Regions from separate parts of the Homo sapiens genome. Here regions 2 and 3 are each linked to region 1. A link is a loop called in an ENCODE intact Hi-C map of the cell type or tissue named here. Cell type or tissue: A673. All regions are shown on one strand. Region 1 has its middle 140 kb from the start of FGF1. Region 2 overlaps SPRY4-AS1 (SPRY4 antisense RNA 1). Region 3 has its middle 14 kb from the start of FGF1.

The links. Peaks named below come from ENCODE experiments on the same cell type or tissue, not always from the same donor. Only the 100,000 strongest peaks of a DNase experiment are listed, where the experiment ranks them.
Region 2: a loop joins it to region 1, with 4 times the contacts of the local background. A loop is called at or near these places in 2 of 110 quality-filtered maps.
Region 3: a loop joins it to region 1, with 6 times the contacts of the local background. A loop is called at or near these places in 9 of 110 quality-filtered maps.

What each region holds. Positions count from the first base shown.
Region 1 is chr5:142,544,252-142,552,251 of GRCh38, reverse strand. No RefSeq gene overlaps it. Among named protein-coding and RNA genes, the nearest start is that of FGF1, 140 kb to the left of the region's middle. RefSeq lists enhancers at 558-1,204, 1-1,762. In A673, CTCF peaks have their summits at 686, 891, 3,103 and 3,303 (motif pointing right); DNase peaks (open chromatin) are centred at 531 and 3,321; H3K4me3 peaks cover 1,184 bases; H3K27ac peaks cover 2,995 bases.
Region 2 is chr5:142,399,809-142,407,808 of GRCh38, reverse strand. The region is part of intron 3 of SPRY4-AS1 (SPRY4 antisense RNA 1); the gene reads right to left. Among named protein-coding and RNA genes, the nearest start is that of SPRY4-AS1, 79 kb to the right of the region's middle. In A673, no CTCF peak of the experiment used is centred here; a DNase peak (open chromatin) is centred at 4,862; H3K27ac peaks cover 4,663 bases.
Region 3 is chr5:142,696,087-142,704,086 of GRCh38, reverse strand. It overlaps a transcript of FGF1 not described here. Among named protein-coding and RNA genes, the nearest start is that of FGF1, 14 kb to the right of the region's middle. RefSeq lists a silencer at 4,845-4,894. In A673, a CTCF peak has its summit at 4,777 (motif pointing right); DNase peaks (open chromatin) are centred at 4,816, 5,996 and 6,636; H3K4me3 peaks cover 747 bases; H3K27ac peaks cover 2,918 bases.

The DNA.
Region 1 (8,000 bases):
GGAAATTCTTCAAATGGGGAAAATTAAGCTAAAAGCGTTAGGGCTTATCACTTCCTCCTAACAGTTGGCTTTTGGAGAGACAGGGAAATGGTCCTAAGGAAAGGAGTTCCTTCAGGGTGGAATATTTGGAATTGCCCCATTTGGGTGGGGAAGGGGAGTGGGCTGAGGACCCAGGCAGGGCTCCTGCTCTCCAGCCCAGGAGGGAGAGCAAAGAGCAACAGATCAGGGAATTATCTCTCCCTGACTTCAGGAGCCAAATCAGCTCCGGAGGGGAGGGGAAAGGGGGTGGGCGAGGGAAGGCCCCCAGGGCAAGACATCAAACAGGACGGAGGCATCTCTGACCTCCGGGTCACAGGCCCGCGCGCTCCGGGAGCCCACCCGGGGCGCCGGCGCTGGAAGCCAATTCCGAGTGATTTAGGAAATCGCCCAGCCTGGGGGCTGGGGCGGGCAGGAAAGGAGCGATTAAGGGCGAGAAGGAGAAGTGAGGCTTCCTCGGGAATGAGCACATTTGGAAGCCAGGCAGGAAGCGGGCAGGAAGCTGCTCTCATAAAACAATCTGACAATTACGTGTCAGTGTAGGAGAAGGGCCCTGGAAATTATGGGGCTGCCGCGCCGCACTCCCGAGCCCTCCCCCGGTGATTTCCTCGGGGCTGCAATGAGCTGCGGGAGGAAATTATATTTGGGGCCAGGTGTTTGTTCCTGCACATTTGGGTTCAACTTGGGACTGAGAATTTTACGCTCACATGCTGAGGGAAACAATTCCCTGGTGCCTTTGTAAACCACGGCGGATGCACTGCCTCCAGCTGGACTGGGCTTTGGTACTGTGATTAGCATAGCTGGGATTTACCAAGCGCTTCCTCTAGCCAGGTGCTTCACCTGCAGCTCACAGCAAGGGGCCTGGATAGGTTCACTGACTTGCCACAGACAATCACTAGGGATGGCAGAGCAAGAATTTGAACCCAGGCACTGTCTCCAGAGCCCCACACTCAAATCCAACTTGAAAACATATTTCACAAACTTTTCATAAGAGCAACCAGAACCATTACTTTATACGTGTATCTGGAGGAAAGGGTTCCTAAGCAGACTGCTACCCACACATAGGCTGCCTTCTCCTTGTCATTCATTGATTCATTCACTTGTTCCTTCGTATCTATTAAGTACCTATGGTGTGGCCAGCAAAGTTAGGTACTATAAAATTATAAGACACATTCTGACTTCTTAAGAAGCCTTAGGCCTTCTAGAGGCCTTATGCCTGCAGTGGTGGCTCATGCCTGTGACCCCAGCACTTTGGAAGGATAAGGTGGACGGATTACTTGAGTCCAGGAGTTTGGGCAACATAGCAAGACCCTGTCTCTACAAAACAATAACAACAACAACGAAAATAGCTGGACACAGTGCCTGTAGTCCCAGCTACTTGGGAGGCTTAAGCAGGAGGATCACTTGAACCTGGGAGGTTGAGACTTCAGTGAGCCATGATTGCCCCACCGCACTCCAGCCTGGGCGACAGAGTGAGATCTTGTCTCAAAAAAACAAAACAAAACAAAACAAAACAAAAAAACACAAAGATAACTAGAGGGCACATTTTACAGGTTTTACAGGCTTAGATTCCAAACATATTTGCAGTCTTATCCTGGGCCTTGACATGATTCTTCTAAGCCCATTTGGATTTTCCTAGAGCAGACATGCTCCCTCAAACCCTCCAGACCAGGAGCATTTCCCAGAGCACACCTTTGGCAGCCTCCTGGTAGACCCTGATCCTCCCTCTAACTTCCTCCCTCCATTCAGAGGGCATCCTTTGGGAAGCTGGGGCCTATAAGACAATCTGAAGTTCCCCCAGGGGCACCTGAGAGGAGTCCAGCAGAGCAATGAAGTGTCCTGACTCCACCAACCACTAGCTGGATGACCTTGGGCAAGTTGCTTCACCTTTCTGAGCCTCCTCTGTAAGGTGAGGTTGTTGTGAGGATTAAATAGAAAAACACGCTGGGCTTTGAGCCCACTGCCTGGAACATAGTAAGTATTCAGTAAGTCTTGGCTGTGTCCCTGGAGGTCAGTGCTCTGTGCTCTGTTAGGAATAAGCCAACCCAGCTCTCAACACCTCTTCTATTAACAAACTGCTCTGAAGACACTGGAAATGCTATACTTCCCTCCTAGCTCAGTTCTGTGATGTCTCAAGTCACATTAATTTTTATGCAACGAACTATACCTGGAAACATGATTATTTCCTTAGTCACTGAATTCCTGAACGTTCATCTATTACTTGTGAATACTAAGCAGAACAATATTCACAGTGGACAGGAACAAGGTCTTTAGAGCTAGACTTCCAAGCTCAGGTCCCATCTCTGTAACTTGGGCAAGTTACTGAATAGCTTTGAACCTTAATTTTCTCATCTGTAAAAACTGGGATAATAAAGCTCTTATCCCATCAGGTAACTGTGAGCATCAGTTGAAAGAATGGTAAATGATTATGTGCTTGGCTTCAGGTAAAAACTCACTAAGTGACAGTTATTACCATTATTTTTCATTATTGTTACACTGACAATTGAACAAGCAAAACAGACACAATCTTTGACTTATGGGATAAAATGAACAATAGCCATGGTCATCAGTATGTAGCATGTAGATGGAGTTCGATGAAGTATTAGGGTAAATGTTCAGATGAAGCAGAAACCAGAATGCTGAGTAGAAAGGAGAAGGTATCATTAAAATGTCTTCATTTTCTGCAAATGTCATTGAGAAAAACAAATGACTGGTGAAGAAAAGACAAGAGGGTAGAAGGTGGTGGTAGGAGAGTCCTGAAAGTTTGAATTTTGCAGTTTTCTGTTAAATTGTTCAATAAAAGAAACTTCCAGTGTATCTCTTTCCAGAGACTTCGCAAGCTAAGGCTCTACCCTCCTCCTTTGGACAACTCCTTTCTCAGGGTCTGCCATTTCATGAAGAGACTGCCAGGTCGCACACATCACCTCACCGCTATACGATTTCTACCATATGCAGAGTTCCTCTAGCATGTTGGGAATTGTTTAAATAGCATTTTATAAACATTTAGTCATTCAGTCTTCATATTCTCTATCTATACTGACTCCAAGCTTTTATTTCATTTTATATTCACATCCCTGCCCTGCACACGGTGAGTACTCAAATAAGTTCCTGCTCCCTAACCAGTCTTACTTAGAATCTCCAATCTGACTCATTTGGACTTGTAAATGGTCCAGTGTGGCATTCAAATAAAAAAAAAATAGAAGGGGCCAGGAGGGGGCAGTGATGGGGCAGAGCTTGCCAGAGAAAAGGAGATGCCTGCTATTATCCCAGATGATTTCAGGACACACAGAGATCGTTTGCATTTAGCCCAGGAGAGGGTGCTACCTACTTCTAAGACAGCCTCTCCAAGAAAGACCAGCAGCAAGGCCTCTGCCACCTGAAGTGAGGCTGGGGCTCAGGCTCCCCCGCAGCCCTTTCGCTAGTGCAGAGGAAATGCCCGACTCCCCTACCCCTCCTTTGATACAAAGACCTCTTCTAAAATAGCAGGCAGGTGTCAAGGGAGCATGAAAATATCAGCAGAGCAGATGCAAAAAGAGTACACGGATGTACAGATCCAGGACAAAGATTTTCATCTTGTTTTAAGCATTTATCCAAGCAGCTCGCTGGATATTGGGGATAAAGAAAAAACAAACAAACAAAAAAACTCCATTATCTCCATCATCACCACTACTACTGCTGCATATACTCTGAGACTGCTTTTAAAAGATTCTGAGAAGAGAGGGGAAGTGTCAAGTATAGGGTTGGGTGGTCAGAGATCACAGTATATTGATGAGCCCTAAATGTGGATCTTCTTCCAGTCTTTAAATAAGGTATCTTTCTATTACCTATATTCTATTTAGAATATAATTCTATTTTCAAAGTCATTTTGTATTTGTGGTGAAATAACCCCTCTGTAGCCTGGGATCTAGAAGACCAGGTTTTATATTCCTGGTGGCATTCCCTATTCTGCCTCTCCAATGATTTTCTGCTAGTTCCATCATTTCTTGAGAGCTTAATATGCCTCTATCTTTTTTTTTTTTTGACAGCGTCACGCTCTGTTGCCCAGGCTGGAGTGCAGTGATGCAATCACAGCTCACTGCAGCCTTGACCTCCTGTTTGCCTATATCTTGAATTCTTGAATAAGAATAATCACTAGCATCTTTTCAGCAATAAGACAGAACTTTTGCCCATAATGCACTTTAAACAAAAGAAAGCATTATACTGAAGCAGATCACTCACCTGCTTCTCATTTGTCTTTTGAACAAAAGTCAGACGTCATTCTTTCTCTGAACAGAAACCCAGATAACAAAAGTAATAAGTGAATAAGAAATAAAGTTAATGTCCAATTGTGGTTTCCATCTGAGTTTAAAAAGCAGCTTTGGCACAGTTGCTGGGAACGTAACTGCAGGGAGCACTACTTAGATATTTAACATACGATTTAACCTAGCAACTCCAATTCTATGAATCACGTCTACCAATGTATTGGTACATAGATAGATGTGCAAAGGAATCCGTTGCAGCAATCTTTGTCCAGACTTCCAGAGCAAGACTCTGGAAACAAATGTCTATTAACAGGAAATTGGTGAAATAAATTACGGTACATCTACTGTACAATGGAATTCTATGCAGTCAGAAGTCGATGTATATATATGCTGTTTTGGACAGATGTTTAGAACTATGATTAAATGTAAAAGCAAAGTATATTACAGTGTGTGCAGTACAATCCCATTTATGTTTATATATATGTGTGTATATGTGTGCTTTTTAAAAGGAAGGGCTCTACATACATGGAAAATATCTAGAAGGATATCCTGAAAGCTTTTAACATCATGACTTTTAGATAAGGGGTCATGGGATATGGGGCACGTTTTACTATACATTTCTGTATTGTTTGAATAATTTACACGTGTTACGTCCTTGGTAAAGCCAGCCTCAGGAAATGGTAGGTACTTCTCTCATCTGTCTTTAGAAACCATGTTGGCTTTGGCCGGGCGTGGTGGCTCACGCCTGTAATCCCAGCACCTTGGGAGGCCGAGATGGGTGGATCACAATGTCAGGAGATCGAGACCATCCTGGCTAACACGGTGAAACCCCATCTCTCCTAAAAATACAAAAAAATTATCTCGGTGTGGTGGCGGGCGCCTGTGGTCCCAGCTACTCGGGAGGCTGAGGTAGGAGAATCGCGTGAACCCGGGAGGCGGAGCTTGTAGTGAGCTGAGATCACGCCACTGCCCTCCAGCCTGGGCGACAGAGCGAGACTCCATCTCAAAAAAAAAAACAACAAACCATGTTGGCTTTATTCACCTATATCTAGAGTCCAAGTGATAGAAATACCAAAGCAGAGGACAGTGGTGTCTGCCAGCACAAGTCCCTGTGGCTGAGGGGACATGTGAACTCAAGTCCCATTAGACATGAAACCATTATTTTCACTTTTTGGTATTCAGGTATTAAGTGATGCTCACTGCATTAAGCTTTTAGAATGATCTTGATGATATATTACCATCTCTTGGAGTAAAGATTCCATGACTCGGCAGGAATGGGCACATTGTTCTCAGCAGCTGAGAATGATACTGTGGAGCCTGTCGCTAAGCACTCTAATTGGAGGAATATTTAGCTAGTTGAATTGAGATTAGGTTCAGCTGTGAGGAACAGAAACCCTCCAATAAATAAAAGTTTATTCTCTATCATATAAGAAGCCTTGACGACAGTCAGTGCATGGCGGGCTGTTCCTTCTCTCTTGTTTCATCATCCATGGACTCAACCAAGATGGCAGTATTTGCATTTCAGACAGCAGGACAAAGGCAGGCATGAAGAAGAAGGGGAAAGTGTGTATACACAATGCCTCTTAAGTGGGTTTCTAAGAGCTGCCCCTAGACACTTTAACCTACTCACACTGGCCAGAACTCAGTCTTATGGCCTACCTAGCTGCAAGGGAATTTGGGAAATATAGTCTTAATCCCAAGTGGCCATATGCCCAGCTTAAAATTGGGGCTTTAATGTTATCACCACAGAAGAAGAGAAGGGTAGATACTGGGAGATGACTAGTGGTTTTCTGCAACACTGATATAACCCACTTTTTTCCCCTCTAATCTACTTTCCAAAGATAAATGTGTTTAGCATTCCATCATGTCAGCCAACGGCATAGCTAAGTTATCATGCTTTGTCATACACTCACCCCTATGAACTTAGGGAAATATTTGGAGAAAAGATTTGCTACAACCTAGAGAGGATGATGAGACATCCTGGGATTTCAGTCACCTGTGTTTCTCCCATTTCTGCCACCCGCTCCAGAATCTTGAACATAATGGATAGGATATGCTAGCTAGCTTTTGGAGACAGGAACCATGTCATTCCTACAATGGTTCCATAATAAACGTCAATGGAATACAGTAGAACTGGCCTGTGATGTAATTTAGAGACTACTTCCTGTGAATGAGGCAATATGTACAGGAATAGAATGTTATTTATGCTATGGGAAAGGCCCATGGGGCTTCAGACTTAGGTTTAAGGAAAAAGGAATCCACCAGCTGATTATACTAGATCCCAGGGGACTAAGGATAGTAAACAGTCATAAAGGAATTGGGGCTTCAGAAATTCCCAAGGTTAGGAAGGACTAAATCCTGTTTTGGAGCAGACAGTGGCAGACTCCCTGGACGTTCTTGCCTGACATCAATCAGTCTAGGGACTGGTGGTCCATTAGGCCTCTGCAAAGAAGGGACCTGAAGCTTCCCTGCCCCAGCCTTACCTGTCATTTACTGCCAGGCTTTCCCAGACACAGGATGGTTATTCACTAGGAATACAAATGAGGGTCCTTTTATGTTTCCTAGCCTGCAGGCCCATTAGTTAGCAGTAAAAAGCCAAAATGTTTAAATCCTAAAGTGAAACCTCCATGCTGTGGTATTCTGTCTTGTTAAAAACAAGTAACTTTATGGTTCTTTGATCAATAAATAGCATAAGGGTATAGAGATAAAGGAAAAGAACATTAGCATGAAGACAACAGACTAAATAAGGCCCCTGAATTACTCAGAGGGGTGGAATTTCAACCCTGGTAGATTTCCCTGGTAACTATGTAGGAGAATTGTTCCAGACTTGAGGACTGTGATCATGCAGGTTTGGCATCCGTGTCAGCTGACACTGGCCCCATGTTTGGCCCCATCCTCTTGGGCCCTTGGCTTGTCAGGGCTCAGTGGTCACCATGCCAGTGAAGGTCTCAAGCTAGGACTTCACCCTCCTACGTGAGACTGCCTACTTGGCCTCTCCCTACAGGCTCAACAAAGCTTCTAAAACCTATACCCAAAGTCAACCCTTGAGTTCTCCTCAAGCCTGCTTTTCCATCTCGCTAAATGGCCAGGAAATCATTCTGCAAAGTGCTCAGCTTGACAGCCTCAAAACTATCCCTGGCTCCCACTCTCATGTCCCACTTTCAAATCATCAGCAAATCTCACTGGCCCTGCCTTCAAAGCATATTCAAAATCTGACCATCTCTCATCACTTCCACTAGTCTGGGTTGCCATCCCTCTCACCTGGATTACTACAAAGCCTCCTACTTGGTCTCGTTCCTCCCCTCTTGCCAAGCCACCCATCCCATTCTTTTTGCCACACAGCAGCCAGAGGAAGCCTTTTAGAACCTAAGCCACGTCATGGTGCCCATTGGTTCTAGACCCTCGAGGGGCCTCCCCATGTCATACAGAGTAGAAGCCACAGTCTGCCCAGGCCCCCAAGCCCTCTGTGACTTGCCGCAGCTCTCCCATGGCACCTCCTACACCCGCTCCTGTGGCTAACTCTGCTCCAGCCTCCCTGCTACTCCACAAAGGAGGTAAGCATGTGTCCGGCTTTAAGCTGTGCACATGATGCTACCCAGGCAGCATTTCCGCCAGCTATCAGCAAGCTTAGCTTCCTAAGCTCTCATTTCTGATAAGGATGGCCCCTTATCAGAAAGCTTCCCTGACCACCCCTTTAAAATCCAGCTTTACTTTTCTTCATAG
Region 2 (8,000 bases), 140 kb after region 1:
CTCAGTCTCCCCAGTAGCTGGGATTACAGGCATACCACCACACCTGGCTAATTTTTGTATTTTTAGTAGAAACAGGGTTTCACCATGTTGGCCAGGCTGGTCTCGAACTCCTGACCTCAAGTGATCCACCCGCCTCGGCCTCCCAAAGTGCTGGGATTACAGGCATGAGCCACCGCACCTGGCCTCCCCCAACATTCTCATGATTGGCACCTCCATATCCCCAGGGTCTCTGCTCACTTGTTATCTCCCAATAAAAGCCTTCCTTCCCAGCCACACCAACGATGTCTTTGTTCCCTCTCCCTGCTTTACTGTTCTTCACTCCAATATTACAATCAAATCTACTTGCTTACATGTTTCTCATCCATCTTCCCTACTAGCGTGTGACCTCCATGAGGGTGGGGACTGTTTTCTTCATAACTATGACCTCTCAACCTAAAACATTACTTGAATCCACAAATTAATGGCCACAGTCAGAAGGTGGGCGCTCGCTGAATGTGAAGTATTAGGCTAAGAGCTTCATGTACATCAGCATTTCATCCTCACAGCCTCTCAGGGCAAGTGCGGAGGTCATGGCAGCCAGGAGCTCACAAGGTGGGGAGACAGTGTCTCTGGAAGGCAGGTCTAGGTAAACAGGTGCTACTCTAGGGCACCTGATATAAAAGGTTCAGTGGAGTCTGGGGGAGACACTGACAGCGTCCACCCCCGCCACCAGTAACTCTGGACCCTGCCCAAGCCCACTGCATAGGCTCCTCCAGGCAGTCCCGCTACGCCCATCTGAGCCGCTGTGCTGGCCTTTCTCTTTGGACATCACCAGCAAGAGGGAAGTTGGACCACTGTAAAGATGCTATATCCAGGCCTAGCCTCCCCTTTGTCCTTCCAACCTTCAGTGGCTATAATTTTGATACACAGCTCCCAGGGATACATCCCAGGGTGGATAAATAAAGCTAAGGGTCTCTCCTGTGTCTGAGAGACCTGCCGTCCAGCGTCTGCCTTCCCTAAGAGCCAAGGAGATCAAGTGGATGAGAAAGTGCCCAGCAATTCCCATGTGCCCACAGCAGCCAGCATTTACTGAATGCTCATCACACCCCAGGGCCCATGCCAAGGCTCTATATACATTCTCATGTCATCCTTACACTCTCTGGGTAGTTATGGCTCTCCTCTTTTATAGATGGGGACCCAAGGATCAGAGAAATTAAGTCACTTCCAAGCTCACAGAGCTACGAAGTGGCAGAGCCAGGATTTGAACCCCAGTGTGTCAGATTCCCAAGATCCTGCGTTACCCACTCTGTTCCAGTGCCTCAGCCCTGCCCACATGACTTCTTCCCTAGCTTGGGTCTGCTTCCCTGATCACCCAAGGTGCACAGCAGAACAGAGAGCATGGGCTCAGGGACCAGACCTGGGCTCAAATCCCTGCCTCACTACTTCAAATGTGTCTGGGCGGTTGGTTACCCTCTTGGAGCTTCAATTCCATCTGCATGGGAAGGTGAAGGATACCTACTGCAGAGATGTGAGAATAACTGAGATGCGTGCCTACCAGGCACACAGCAAACACAGCACAGCCAGCGAGAGTCATCTCTGGACAAGCCTCTGCTGGCCCTGGCACTTGCTCCCAGCTAGGTCCTGCCCAGTGGCCAGCAAAGGCTGGGTCAAAGCCTCTCTCCAACTCCCAGGAGAGCTGCCCCCAGAGGACAAAACGCAGGGGCTCTGCCAGAACCCTCACAGTAGGCTCCATCCCTCCACTGATGAGTGTCTCAGGATTTTCCCTTTTTGGGGGAGAGCCCCGCCTACTGAATCTGGCTGGGCTCAGGCACACTCTATAGCTTCAGTTTTCCCACATATACTTTGGAGGAAAAAAATGTTTTACATTTATCAGGTACCTGAAAAGTGCCAAACTCATTTTAAGTACATGAGCTTCAATCTCTACTTGCAGGTTAGCAACATCTGTGGACATATTATAGGATATATTAAAGCCTCAGTTTACTCTTCTGCGAAATGGAGATGATGATTAACCTGCTTCACTAAGTTGTGAGGATTAAACGAGGTAAAGCATGTGAAATGCTTATGGCAGTGCCTGGCACATGAGAAATAATAAATGTTAGCTTTCATTATGTCTCACAGCTAAAGAAACAGACACTAGGAGAGCAACCAATCTGCCCAGCATCTCCGGCAAGGTGATGGGATTTGAACCGAGACCTGTCTAACACCAGGCCACCCTCCATGCTGACATTTCAACACGCCCATCCAGGGACCAGTGCTTGTTTGTATTTCAATAGAAAACTATAGCACATCCTTGCAGATTATCGAATTCTAGTCCCGTTCATTGCCTTTGAGCTTTTTTCACCTCTTGATAAATTACATTTTACTGTTTACTTTGTTACCTACTGTGAATTGGACTGGATTTGCCATTCTGCACATTTCATCAGTTCTTACCAACTTCTCAATTTTTCTACTTTTTACGTTTTCTCCCACCCTCCTGATGTCACTGAGAGCTAAAGGCTGACTGCCCAAATCCTCATTGCAACTCTAGGCTGTCTTATAGCTGATCTTCCCCCCAAGATCTAAACTAGGCTTGCAAGCTGGGTGACTTGACATAAACTTCAAAGGACCCATCACCACAGCAGACCATGAATCTCCCTCGTTTAAATGCCTGATGGTTGTCCATCAAGTATCCTCTACCGCCAGGCCCCAACAGACATTCAAGCTGGTCCTTAATGAACAAAAGGCGACCGAACAAAAAATTGACCTATATTACTCAGAGAAAAGAAGAATTTTTCTTTCCTTGAACGAGAGGAAGCACTGACAAAAACCCTTTCTTTGACCAAACTTTAGTTAGGCTCTTCTGAGCCTTCTTCTGAACGTTGGCCTTCTGTGTCCCTCCTGTCCTTGCCAGGCCTGCAGAGCCCAGTCTTAGCAAGAATCCTGCAAATTCAGTTTAGGGAGTCCCCTACCCTTGATGCCTGATAAAGCGCTTCATCCCCTACCTTGGGTGTGTAAGTCCTTGGCCTGCCCTTAGCAAGAGTCCTTTTAGGTCTGTTTAGTGAGAATCCCGTTCCCTTGATGTCTCCTCTTAGTAACTTTCCATCCACTGACCCCCTCTTCTCTGTTTCTTAGCTGTAAATCCTCAACTGTCTTGCTGCATTTAGAGTTGAGCCCCATCTCTCTCCCCTATTGCAATAACCCTGTTGCAAGACTCCTGACTAAAGTCTTCCTTACCATTTTTACAAGTGCCAGAATAATTTTTTTCTTTAACAACACTCAGGCTTGCTTCAAGTAGGAGGGCCTCCCCTGCCTGAAAATGCTCCATTCATATCCCAGTCAAATACCATCCCCAGATCTCCTCTCATAGCCATCTCCCTCTCCTCACAGCAAGCAAACATCTGACAAGGACTGCATTGCTTTCCCCGCCACCACCCCGGGGATCTTCACCTCTCTCAGGCCGCTGCCAGCCTCCCTACCTGCCCTGCCAGCCGTCAGCCCCCAGCTTCACGCCAGTCCATTCACGTAGAGAACACGGCTATGAAAATACAGAAACGCACTTCCCATCTGGAAACGCCTCAGAGCTAAATATTATGTAGGATGTGATGGTGTGCGTCTACCAGCAAAAAAGCGAGGCTTAAAGAAACACTGAGACACGAGGAGACTGCTAGTGAGAGGCCAGTGCGTCAGCAAGAGCTAAACTTAGCAACCTAATCCTCTAACTTCATTCTTTCAGGAAAGAGAGCGGTAGGAGAAAAATGTATGAACATATTTAAATAAAAGAACCTTTGAGAGAGCAAGAAAATCCACATCCTAACTGACCTGTTGCTACTTTGCAGAAACGAGCGTAGAGAAGGCGACGTTTTGGGGAGCTAGCCCTGAGGTCAGTGGTCGACAGAAGGGCTCTATCCAAGTAATCAAATTCCCTGGTAGAAGGTCCCTTTGGAGCCAGTGGCTGCATGGTACAAAGGAAGCTGCAGCAAGGGGAAGAGATTCTTAAAAACTGGAAGTTCTGGAAAAACCTGTAACACAGCTTTCAAACAGATTTTGCTTTCGAGTAGAGTGGCTGGTATAAAAACACGCATCATCTAGGCACTAAATGGCTCCAGGGAGTGTTTGAAAGAGGAGGAGCAGGGACAGGAAAGTCACAGGCAATGACAAGTGGTGCGTGTAAACACACGTGTGAAGCCCAAGTTCAAGCTCAGCTGTGCCTGTGACCAGCTCTAGGGGTGGGGTGGGTGGGTTGCCCTAGTCTAGTTGCCAGACTAACTCACCCATGAAACAAAGGTAATGGCCAGGCACGGTGGCTCACGCCTGTAATCCCAACACTTTGGGAGGCCGATGCAGGCGGATCACCTGAGGTCAGGAGTTTGAGGCCAGCCTGGCTAATGTGACAAAACCCCATCTCTACTAAAAATACACAAATTAGTCAGGCGTGGTGGCACACGTCTGTAATCCCAGCTACTCGGGAGGCTGAGGCAGGAGAATAGCTTGAAGCTGGGAGATGGAGGTTGCAGTGAGCAGAGATCGTGCTACTGCACTCCAGCCTGGGAGACAGAGCGAGACTCCATCAAAAAAATAAAAAATAAAAAAAATAAAGAAAGAGAGAGAGAGAAAGAGAGAGGGAGAGAGAGAGAAACAGAAAGAGAGAAAAAGAGGAAGAGAGAGAAAGAGAGAAAGAGAGGGAGAAAGAAAGAAAGAGAGGAGAGAAAGAGGAAGAAGGAGAGAAAGAGAAAGGAGGAGAGAAATGAGGACAGAAAGGAGGAGAGAGAAGAAGAGAGGAAGGAAGGAAGGAAGGAAGGAAGGAAGGAAGGAAGGAAGGAAGGAAGGAAGGAAGGAAGGGAGCCTGTCCATGCTTTAAGACATGTTTAAGTACTAAGATACTACTTATCTCTGGATTTATGTGTAGGGAAAGAGGCGGGTAGCTTAAAAAATTTTTCCCCTGGAATCAAGCCTTCTGCTTTGATCCATTATTAAAATATTTCATCACACTATTAAAAATGTATTGATCCCCACAAAGGGTTAATATTTTTATTACAGAGTCTGCATAAATCAGTAAGAAAAATACAAGCACCCCAATAGGAAAATGAATAAAGGATACGTAAATCAATTCACAAAAACATAAAAATAGCTATTAATTATATGGGGGAAAAAAATGACCTTACTGGGAACCAGAAAAAAAGGCATAATAAAATAAAAACAAGGCCAGGCATGGTGCCTCACACCTGTAATGCCGACACTTTGGGAAGCCGAAGTGGGAGGATTGCTCAAGACCAGAAGTTCGAAACCAGCCTGGGCAACATAGTGAGGCCCCGTCTCTACAAAAATAAAAATTTAGCCAGACATAGTGGCATGCCTGCAGTCCCAGCTACTCAGGAGGCTGAGGCAGGAGGATAGCTTGAGCCCAGGAGTTCAAAGCTGCAGTGAGCTATTATTGTACCACTGCCCTCCAGCCTAGGCGACAGAGCAAGACCTGTATAAAAAAAAAATTAAAAAAAGCAAAGCTTCTCCCATCTAGCATTTGGCGAAGTCCTAAAAATCCAATAATACCCAGCAAGGGCCAGGATTCAGAGAATCATTATGCCCCCTCACACAACAATAGGAAGGCAAATTAGCATTTCTTTAGGTCAATTAGAGCATACAAAAATTCTTACATGGACATCCCATTCGACCCTGTAATTCCACATGCACAAAGATTTATCTGTAAAGATTTAACCACAATATGATTTTATAATGCTAAAAAATTGGAAAGTCTTCTATCCAATAAAAGGAATATATTATATATGGCAGAACAGTTAAAACTGTTACATAACAACTAAAAATCAGGCTGTAAGAAAAATCTAAAGATACAGGAAGATGTTTACATTATGTACAAAACAGATTCTGAAGCTGTACATATCAAATTTTGTAAGCCATCTCTCATATACATGACACATAGGCACAATGAAGTAAATACCAGGAGATAGACAAAAATATTACCAGTGTTATTTATGAGAGTTGGATAATCATGAGTGGTTTTGATTTCCTTACACGTCTTTTTATTTTCAAAGTTCTTTTTTTGTTTGAGACAGGGTCTCGCTCTGTCACACAGGCTGGAGTGCAGTGGTGTGAACACAGCTCACTGCAGCCTTGACCTCCTGGGCTCAAGTCATCTTCTGGTCTTAGCCTCCCGAGTAGCTGGGACTACAGGCGTGTGCCACCATGCACAGCGAATTTCTGTATTTGCTGTAGAGAGGGGGTTTCGCCATGTTGCCTGGGCTGGTCTGGAACTCCTGGGAGATCTACCCACCTCTGCCTCCCAAAGTGCTGGGATTATATGCGTGAGCCACGGTGCCCAGCCCAAAATTCTTAAATAGATATGTGACTCTTTTGTATTCAGAAAACCCTATTACTTTTTAAAAGAAAGAGGGGAAAAAGTATCTTTCTGTCTTTCTAACAAGTAAAAGGCACTGAATTAACTACTCCAGCCAGAAACCTGCCCCAGGCCAGAGACTGCCCTGCCCAGCAAACTTCTTTCACATCCTCATCCATGACCCCTGAGAACTTTCAGGCCATGGGCCATACATTTTAGGCTTCCTCTTGCCCACTTTTTTTTTTTTTTTTAGAGACAGAGTCTCGCTCTGTCGCCCAGGCTGGAGTGCAGTGGTGTGATCTCAGCTCACTGCAAGCTCCGCCTCCCGGGTTCACGCCATTCTCCTGCCTCAGCCTCTGGAGTAGCTGGGACTACAGGCGCCCGCCACCATGCTCGGCTAATTTTTTGTATTTTTAGTAGAGACGGGGTTTCACTGCGTTAGCCAGGATGGTCTTCATCTCCTGACCTCGTGATCCGCCCGCCTCGCCTCCCAAAGTGCTGGGATTACAGGCGTGAGCCACCGCGCCCGGCCTCTTCTTGCCCACTTTTTACCTAAGGTCTATAGTCTGCAATTCATGAAGGTCAGATCCCAGCCCAAGTCCTGAGGGTCTTCCTAGCACTTGTCTAGCCCAGCCTTCAATCAAATGAGAGAGACAAACGACCTTACAGCTATAGAGTCCTGATAGTTCTCACGATGGTTTCAGAGATTCTCATCAGCTCCTGGGAGGCTCTCTCACAAACTCGGAGGTCGGCAGGGCGCTGTCAGCGCTCCCACTTTAGGAAATGGAAAGCAAGGGCTCAGGAAATTGAAGATGTGCCCCAAGGCAGACACAGAAACAGGACAGGAGCCCGGAGCTGGCTTACAGTGGAGAGCTCTCTCCAATCCAGCTGCCTGCTGACCCCAGGCTCCTCAGCCATTGCCAGCGAGCCACAGCTGGGAAGGAACTGGGGCCCCAGCATCCCCACCGCCATCTGGCAAAGGCCACACCTGTGGGCTCACTTTAGTCTCCTTCATTCATCCCCATCTCTACCCTCTGCCCCTGCTCCCACTCCCATAATAAAAAGAATCAGGGAAATCAGGAGAAGCTCCTCTCACAACTCATTAATTCAGTTAACTGTCTAATCTTCTACTATTATCTCACAGGTCAAGTTGTTCTAATTTTTCAATCGAAATTGTGTGGGCTGGGTGCAGTGACGTGTGCCTATAGTCCCAGCTACTTGAGAGGCTGAGACAAGAGGATTGCTTGAGCCCCGGAGTTCAAGGCTGCAGTGCACTATGATCTGATCATGTCTATGAATAGCCACTGCATTACAGCCTGAGCAACATAACATGTATGGGTCAGAGCTTGCTCAGCTGTGAGTGACAGAAACTAAAGTCAATCTGGCATAAGTTAAAAAAAAAAAAAAGAATTCATTAGCTCATGTCACTAGGGAGTGGCTGGATCTAAGGCCTCAAACATCAGCTCTCCCTGCCCTTTCTCCACTTAGTGAGCAGGATATTAATCAACAGCCTCACATTCACATCCTACCAGGTCCAGCAGAAATAGACCATCTTCCCCAACAACTCTGGCAGAGAAGTACCAGGAAGGACTCAACTGACTCAGACCACCTGCCTACTCTTAAGGACACAGGGCAAAGGTCAGCCCCATCCAACTCCACAAGAAAAGGTGTT
Region 3 (8,000 bases), 150 kb before region 1:
GAGACAATTGAAAACACTTAAGAAGACGGTATATTTAAATTCAAATATATCAGTAATTACATTAAATGTAAATAAATTAAATAGTTCAATTAAAAATCAAAGATTGAATTGGATAACAATCTGCATACTGTTTATAAGAAACATACCTAAAACATTTGTATTATAATGTTGAAATTAAAAAGTGGAAAAATATAAATATTAACAAAAATTAATGTTATCTATATTAATATTAGACAAAGTAGACTTTAAGGCAAAAAGCATTATCATAATGATAAAAAGTTTAACTCATGAGAAAGTACAATGATTATAAAACTTGTACACATAATATAGCTTCAAAAATATAAAACTAAGATTGACAAAACTGCAAGAAGTGAACAGATACATGAGTAAGGATATAGATTATTTAAACACGATTAGCAAACTTGACTTAGTGGACATGTATAGACTGTTACATCCAACAATTATAGAACTCATGTTCTCCAAATATGACTCTCCACCTTCCAAGCAAATGATAGGATTGAAATTCTGCACCTCATTTTATGTTGTATACCCATATGACTCGCTTTGGCCAATAAAATATGAATAGAAATAATTACCAGTGTATTAGTAAACATGTCTTCTATTTTTTTTTTTCTTCTTGAAAGCAGAAATCCTTCAGTCCAGGTCCTTGAGCGAGGGTGATACAGAATGGAGCTTCCCAACCCACCTGCAAATGGACAGACGTGCCCAACTGTGAGTGAGAAAGGAGCCTTTGTTATTTTAAGCCACTGAGAGGTGGGGATTATTCATGATCACAGTCATTTCACCTTTTTTTCTACTAATACACATAGAAAAAAAGATGGGCTGTTTTCCAGGCACAGAGGTGAGCCTGTTTTGAAAGAATATGGTGTGATACAGTCCTGGTGAGTTCACTGGCTTAAGTTCCAGGGAGATGGGCACAGAAATTGTGGCTGAGGCAGAGAAAGCAGCTCCCAAGAAGAGCTTATGAAGATTGGCTAGAGGGCAAGTTTTAAAGGGACATGGATTTAACAGTAAATATTGGATATTGTCCTACAAGTTGAAGGATCTCCAGAAGTTGGTGACTGACTTGACTACTGATAACAATGGAGATGAACCAGGAAGAAGCTGATCAGTATGAAAGGGTGGAATTAGGTAAAGAGCTACTACCAATGAACACATTACAGTTTTTGTTTTTGTTTCTCATTCTCTAGAGGTAGCCATTATTAAGAATTTGGTGAGGGCCAGGTGCGGTGGCTCACGCCTGTAATCCCAGCACTTTGGGAGGCCAAGGAGGGCAGATCACGAGGTCAGGAGATCGAGAGCATCCTGGCTAACACAGTGAAACCCCATCTCTACTAAAAATACAAAAAATTAGCCAGGTGTGATGGTGGGTGCCTGTAATCCCAGCTACTCAGGAGGCTGAGGCAGGAGAATGGCATGAACCCAGGAGGCGGAGCTTGCAGTGAGCCAAGATCACGCCACGGCACTCCAGCCTGGGCGACAGAGCAAGACTCTGCTTTTTATTAAAAAAAAAAAAAAAAAAAAAGAATTTGGTGAGAATTTCTCCAGCAATTGCATGCACATGCAAACACACACACACATACACACCAATTTAAAAAAACACACATCTCATCAATCATATTCTACCTGCAATTCTGAAAAAAAATTCCAGCTGATAATATCTCCATGGTTGTTTTCCATGTTACCACAAAGAGATTTGCCTTTCTTTTTCATTGGCAGCTTAGTATGCCATAGTACCACTGTATCACAGTTAGGCAACCATTCTGTTGACACTTAGGTTGTTTCCACAATTGCAAACAATTCTTCAGTGACCATCCTTGCAAATAATATCCATGCATTTCAATATCTTCTTTCTTCAGGCAATAAGACCAGCTTTGTCACCATTCTAATGGTAAAAATGTTAAGCTGAGTAACAAAGGAACACAACCAGGCTAGCTATTTGAGATGGTTATTTTTGGTTAATGGGTGACAGGTGGGCTTCAACTATGCCCAGAATGGTGTTTAAAACATAGTGGGCACTCAATAAGTATTTGCTGAATGCATGAATGCATAAACAAGTGAATCCACAACCACTATAGACACTTGTCAGGCCTGCCCTGCCCCCATTTATGATAGGATTTTTCAACCCCAGCACTATGGACTGTTAGGGCCAGGTAATTCTTTGTTATGGGGAGCTGTCCTGAGCATTGTAGAAAGTTTACCACCATCCCTGACCTCTACTCACTAGATGCCACTAGAACAACCCCAGATGCAACAACTAACAATGTCTGCAGAAACTGCTAAATATCCCCTGGGGAAAAATCGCTCCTGATTGAGAACCACTGATTTTTAATACGGGTTGAAGTTGCGTAAGGGCAAAGGCCCTTTATGAAAACAGCTAACTCTAGGCTGGGCACGGTGGCTCATGCCTGTAATCCCAGCACTTTGGGAGGCTGAGGCCAGCGGATCATTTGAGGTCAGGAGTTCGAGACCAACCTGGCCAACATAGAGAAACCCCGTCTCTATTAAAAATACAAAAAAAATGATCTGGGCATGGTGGCACCTGTAATCCCAGCCATCTATCCATCCATTTATCCACCTATTCCTCAAATACCTATTGAGCACCCACTGTGTGCCAGGCCTGTAATCCCAGCTACTGGGGAAGGCTGAGGCAGGAGAATTGCTTGGACCCAGGAGGTGGAGGTTGCAGTGAGCCAAGATCGCACCACCACACTCCAGCCTGGGCGACAGAGTGAGACTCCAACTCAAACAAAACAAACAAACAAAACCCCAACTAACTCTAAAAACGTTGATCCTACTTCTCCCTGATCCTCTCATGTTATAGAGGCCTTTTTTTCCTGGGTCTTCACAGTTTTTTCATAGAGATTCTTGGATACCTTATTTTTGGTTTGGATTTCGTTTCTCCAGGGCTACCTTCCCTGATGCCTCCCCCATCAACTCATGTATATATACATGAGGATTATAATGTATAATAATCTTCATTATACATTGTTAATCTCCATTATTCATTCTCTAATTACCAAATACCTCTCCTTGGTGTGGAGGAAAAAAATATTAAATTTGAACTCAATTGAACGTGGACACAAACAATGGTCACCAACTCCCGGAACAGGTTGTGTGAACCCCTTGAGGCATTCATCCAGCACAGTTTCGGAGAAATCTCCATTTCAATCTATTCCTATACATTAGTTATTGAAAAATAACAGACAATCACAAAAACAAGTTGACCTTTTTGTGTTCCTTGAGCCCAGTTGCGAAGGGCCCTCGTGACTGGACCTCATGCCAAACAACTCGTTACAAAAGAGCTAGAGTCCCAGACTGTGCCGAAGCTTCACAGACCTCTCCTCGTCTGTGCACAGATGAGTGGCTGACTCTGGAGTCCAGGCTATTGCTTCCTGGCCTGGTGATGAATCCTCCATAGTCTGGTGGTATAAATATATATATATATATTTTTTTTTCTTCTCCCTTTCCCATTGCAATTTGCTTATTATATCATTTGCTTATTATATCTGCATTGCTAGTTATATGGGATTCAAAAGTATTGTGTGTGCCTTTTCTTCTCCCCTCACACGTTTCCCGCACAGAACACTTAGTAGTGCTTATCACTGTTGAATTCTTACATTTATTGAATTAATTATTAAAAGTGTATCCATAATCTGTTTCCCTCCCTGAGCTTCCTAGAGGAGGCCATCACTAAGAATTTGCCATGGAACATGCCATTTTTTGCTCACTATTTTTATATCTAGTGCCTAAAACAAGGCCTGGCACACAGTAGGTGCTCAATGGGTATTTGAGGAATGGCTGGATGAATGGATGGATAGATGGCAACCTAATATCAGTCAGCAATAGCCAGCCCAAGGGTACAGCAGACTTCACAAATTGTTCTTGTACCTTCTAAAACAATTTTGAAAAACAATGTTACATATACCCACATTTAAACATTTATGTTAATTTTCATCATTAAGTTTATATGGTTTCAAGAGCATAATTTCTAATATATTATAAAGCTGGAATTTAAAAATTAAACTGTGGGCCAGGTGCGGTGGCTCATGCCTGTAATCCCAGCACTTTGGGAAGCCAAGGTGTGTGGATCACCTGAGATCAGGAGTTTGAGACCAGCCTCAAACTGATGAAACCCCATCTCTACTAAAAACACAAAAATTAGCCAGGCGTGGTGGCAGGTGCCTGTAATCCCAGCTACCCAGGAGGCTGAGGCAAGATAATCTCTTGAACTCAGGAGGCAGAGGTTGCAGTGAGCCAACATTGCACCATTGCACTCCAGCCTGGGCAACAGAGCGAGACTCTGTCTCAAAAAAAAAAAAAAAAATTAAACTGTGGCATCATTCTTCAAGTGTACCTATTAATCTGTTATTATTTCTAATATTCTCTTTGATTTGCTTCCACAGTTCTGTCCCTCAATATTCAAGGAAGGAAAAGCAAAGTTGTTGAATTAAAAAATGCCTAATTAATCATTAAAAAAGACTGAATTAAAGTATTAAAGGAAGTTCCTAGTTTGGGGACTTTGATATTTTTATACTTGGGGCAATGGCACCTTATTAAGATTTGTGAAGACTGACAGGTATGATTTCCTTTCATACAGTAGGGGAAGGGTTATGAACACAGACACGTGCTCAGGCAAACCAGGTTTAGGAAAGAGTAGCTGCAGAAATGGAGAACTAACTGATTGTCTAAAAATAATCCTTGGTGTGGCCCTCCTCTTTGGAAAGCCTTGCAGACTCCCATCTGGGGTAATGCAGCCCAGTGACCTGCAGAGGGCAGTGTTGGACAAGCTGTTGGTTCAATCTCTCTGTCTCTTTCTCAGGGTAGTGGAAAGTGCAGTCCAGCTTGGATACAGTGGGAACCCGGCCTGGGCGGCCCAGCCCAGTCCTCTCTGGTGTGTGTGTTTGCACAACGAATTATTCACAGGAAAATGGCTCCAACGAGAATGGTGGCCAGAGACTCCATCCTGTACCTAGAACCAGGGCCTGGGACTGTAAACAGGTGAAAACCTTATTTTCTCTCCCCTTCAATAACTGGATTTGGAACAGAAATCAAGGATTGAAGTTGTGGGTCTGAATCAACCCTAAGGGTTTTGTTTTCCCTCTTATGAAGTGAAAACAACAGTGAAATGTCAACGATTCACATCTTCAGGAGACGGTAGGGCAAAGTGGCCAAGAGCTCAGACAGTCGGGAGTTCCCATCCCACTCTACCCTCTCCAAAGCTTAGGTGAGGAGCCTTTCCAAACCTCAGCTTCCCTGGATATCAAATAGGAGCAATCTTACCCTCCTGGCAGCGGTGTTGTGAGGATTAAATACAAGAATGCAGAAGTACTCCTCAAATGAAGGGCATTCAGCAAGAAAGAGCCCAGTAAATAACAGTGATAATGGTGAAGAGGACGATATTGAATTGGCATCTTGCCAGGCATGACATTTTCAAAACTTTCCATTCATGTCTGAAGAGGAAGGATCAGAGGTGAAAAATCAAACTGTCTCAATGTTGTAAGTTTTACAAGCCTAGGAGCCAGAGGCAGAAACAGCCAGGGCAGAAGGCAGAATCAACACATTGAGAGCCTAGCTCTGTGGCGTTGCCCACATCTGCCTTTCAGGGTCGGGGCTCCCATCCTGGTGTTGAAAAGAGGATCTTTGCATCTAAAATAGTGTGTATGATGACTGTGTGACACGACCACCAGACTCAGAAATACTCACCTGCCTCAGACATAAAAGTAAGGACTTCGTTCATTACGTTGATCCTCTGTGAAACCTCAAAAGGTAGCAATCAGCTAATTGAAGAAAAATGATAAGTTGGACACATTGCTTGGATGTACTGAAAGTAAGGCTCAGAGCAAAACCCGCTCCCTTCTGCCTCATATTGGGAAAGGTAACAGGGACTAGTGCAGAGAGAGGCATGGAGAGAATTCGGATGAGATCATTGTCCTTTCACCTGGCAGCTGTCCAGCCCCCAAATAGCTTTTGTGTCCAGTCCAAAAATAAGATCACATGAGAGGGGGAGAAATAAATATACAGTGCTTGTCCTTAGCCTTTCTGTGGGCATACCAGTGTCAGCTGCACTTGTAGGGGCCCAAGTGCCTCATGACCCACTCGGCAGCCTTCCTCTCCAGGATCCCCAAGGCTAGGAGGCCAACCTACTAACAGGTGGGTGGGTATGGTGTGTGGTTTCACTCAGTTCTTCTCATGGGGTTTCTCTGAGCTCCATTCATACCAGAAAGGGAGCAGGAGAGAGAGGACAAGTGGATCCAACAGCCTTCGCTCCAGGGGAATCAGGGCATCGCCTCCTTTTCTGGGAGGACACTCCCTTCTGATGGTGAATGGGAACTCCCTTCCTCCTGCAGCAGCCTGCCTGCAGCTGTCCTGGTAGAACAGTGTGGACATTGCAGAAGCTGTCACTGCCCCAGAAAGAAAGCACCCCAGAGCCAAGGCAAAGAGGTGAGTGCATCTGTTTCTGCAAAGGGCTCAGATTGCTACAGACTTTCTGCTTGGCTTCATGTTGTGCTCAGCGTGAACGTTCTCCCTCACCCCCGCCTTCCTGTTCTCCTCCCTGATCTGGGTCTGTGGCAAGCTTGAGTCTATGTGATGAATGCTAGAGTGAAATATTCCTGTACTGCCTTCTCTCATTCAAAGGCCAATTCACTCCCAGAAAGAACTGGGTAGGTCTGGTTCTTAGTGGGGAAGCAGGAAATGGTTCCTACTAAGTGAATTATCTTTGCTGAGATCCAAGAAGACGTTTACCAGGAAATCATTAGACAAATCCCATTACAGTAGACTTAATGCTTCATTTTAAAAAGCACTGAATGAAATAGAAAATAAAAGGATGCCAGCTGATTCTTTGTCGTTGGCAAAAAGGAAAAAACAAAAATGAGACATGCAGAGCCTCTTTTTCCCCATCACCTCCCTTCCCCATCTCTTCCTGATTTCTTAGAGCCCTGCAAAACATACTTAACAGATTCAAGAGTTCCTTTCTCTGGTTGAAAACAAGAGGAATAAAATCAGGGGTTTGGGGAAAATTGCTCTGTACACAGACTTCAGAGACAAAGAGGAGAAACAGATTTTGCAGCCTCGGTCTCCCCTATAATGCCTCCTCATAGAACATGTACCTATATCCATTTAGGGATATGGATAGACGCCACTATCACTTCCACACACAAACTGTTATCCTGGATGTAGTCTGCCCCTGGGCTATGGACTACAAATACCCATGCTAAGAAGCAACCAACAAAATTCTGGTAGGAACAAGGTCATTACTTGAATAAGTCAGGATTCATTTAGTAACCATGGACTGAAACCCAGTTTGAAGAGATTTAGGCAAAAAGAGGATTTTTTTATTAACTCATGTGCCTGAAAAAGCAAGGTTTTGGTATCATGAGATCCAGGGGCCTAGATGATGGCATCATGAAGCTGTCTTTCCATATCTTGGCTTTGCCTCCCCTGCGTCCTTCTGTTTCCAGGAAGACCTGCCCATTGTGAAGGCCACATGGCTGCAGCACCTCCCAGCTGACATCCTACTAGCACAGCACCGTACAAGAACAGGTGCTTCCCTTTCTAGTTCTAGCTAGAATCTCAGGGTCAATCTCATAGAACGAATGTGGGTACTGTACCCATCCTTGCCATGGGCATGGAGTCATTCCCATCCCCAAAACTGCATGGACTGAAAGCAATGAAGGGGTGTTTCCCCAGAAATGATCAGAGTTCTCATCCCAGGACAAAGGGGGCTAGATGCAGGGTGGCCGAAGTCAATGGTTGCCACTCTATGTTGCTTTTTTGCAATGGTCTAGATTGACTCAAAGCTCATCTGATAGCAGCTCCTCCCTCTTACATGCCATAAAAATGTATTAGTGACAGAAGTTCTCATAGGAAGGATAATTATTAGTGGAAAAGGTGACTAAAAGACTCCATGGCATGTTATTCCTAGAGATCCTTGAGAGTAGGAAAGACAGCAGGATGCTTGTCTGTGGCTTAGCTCC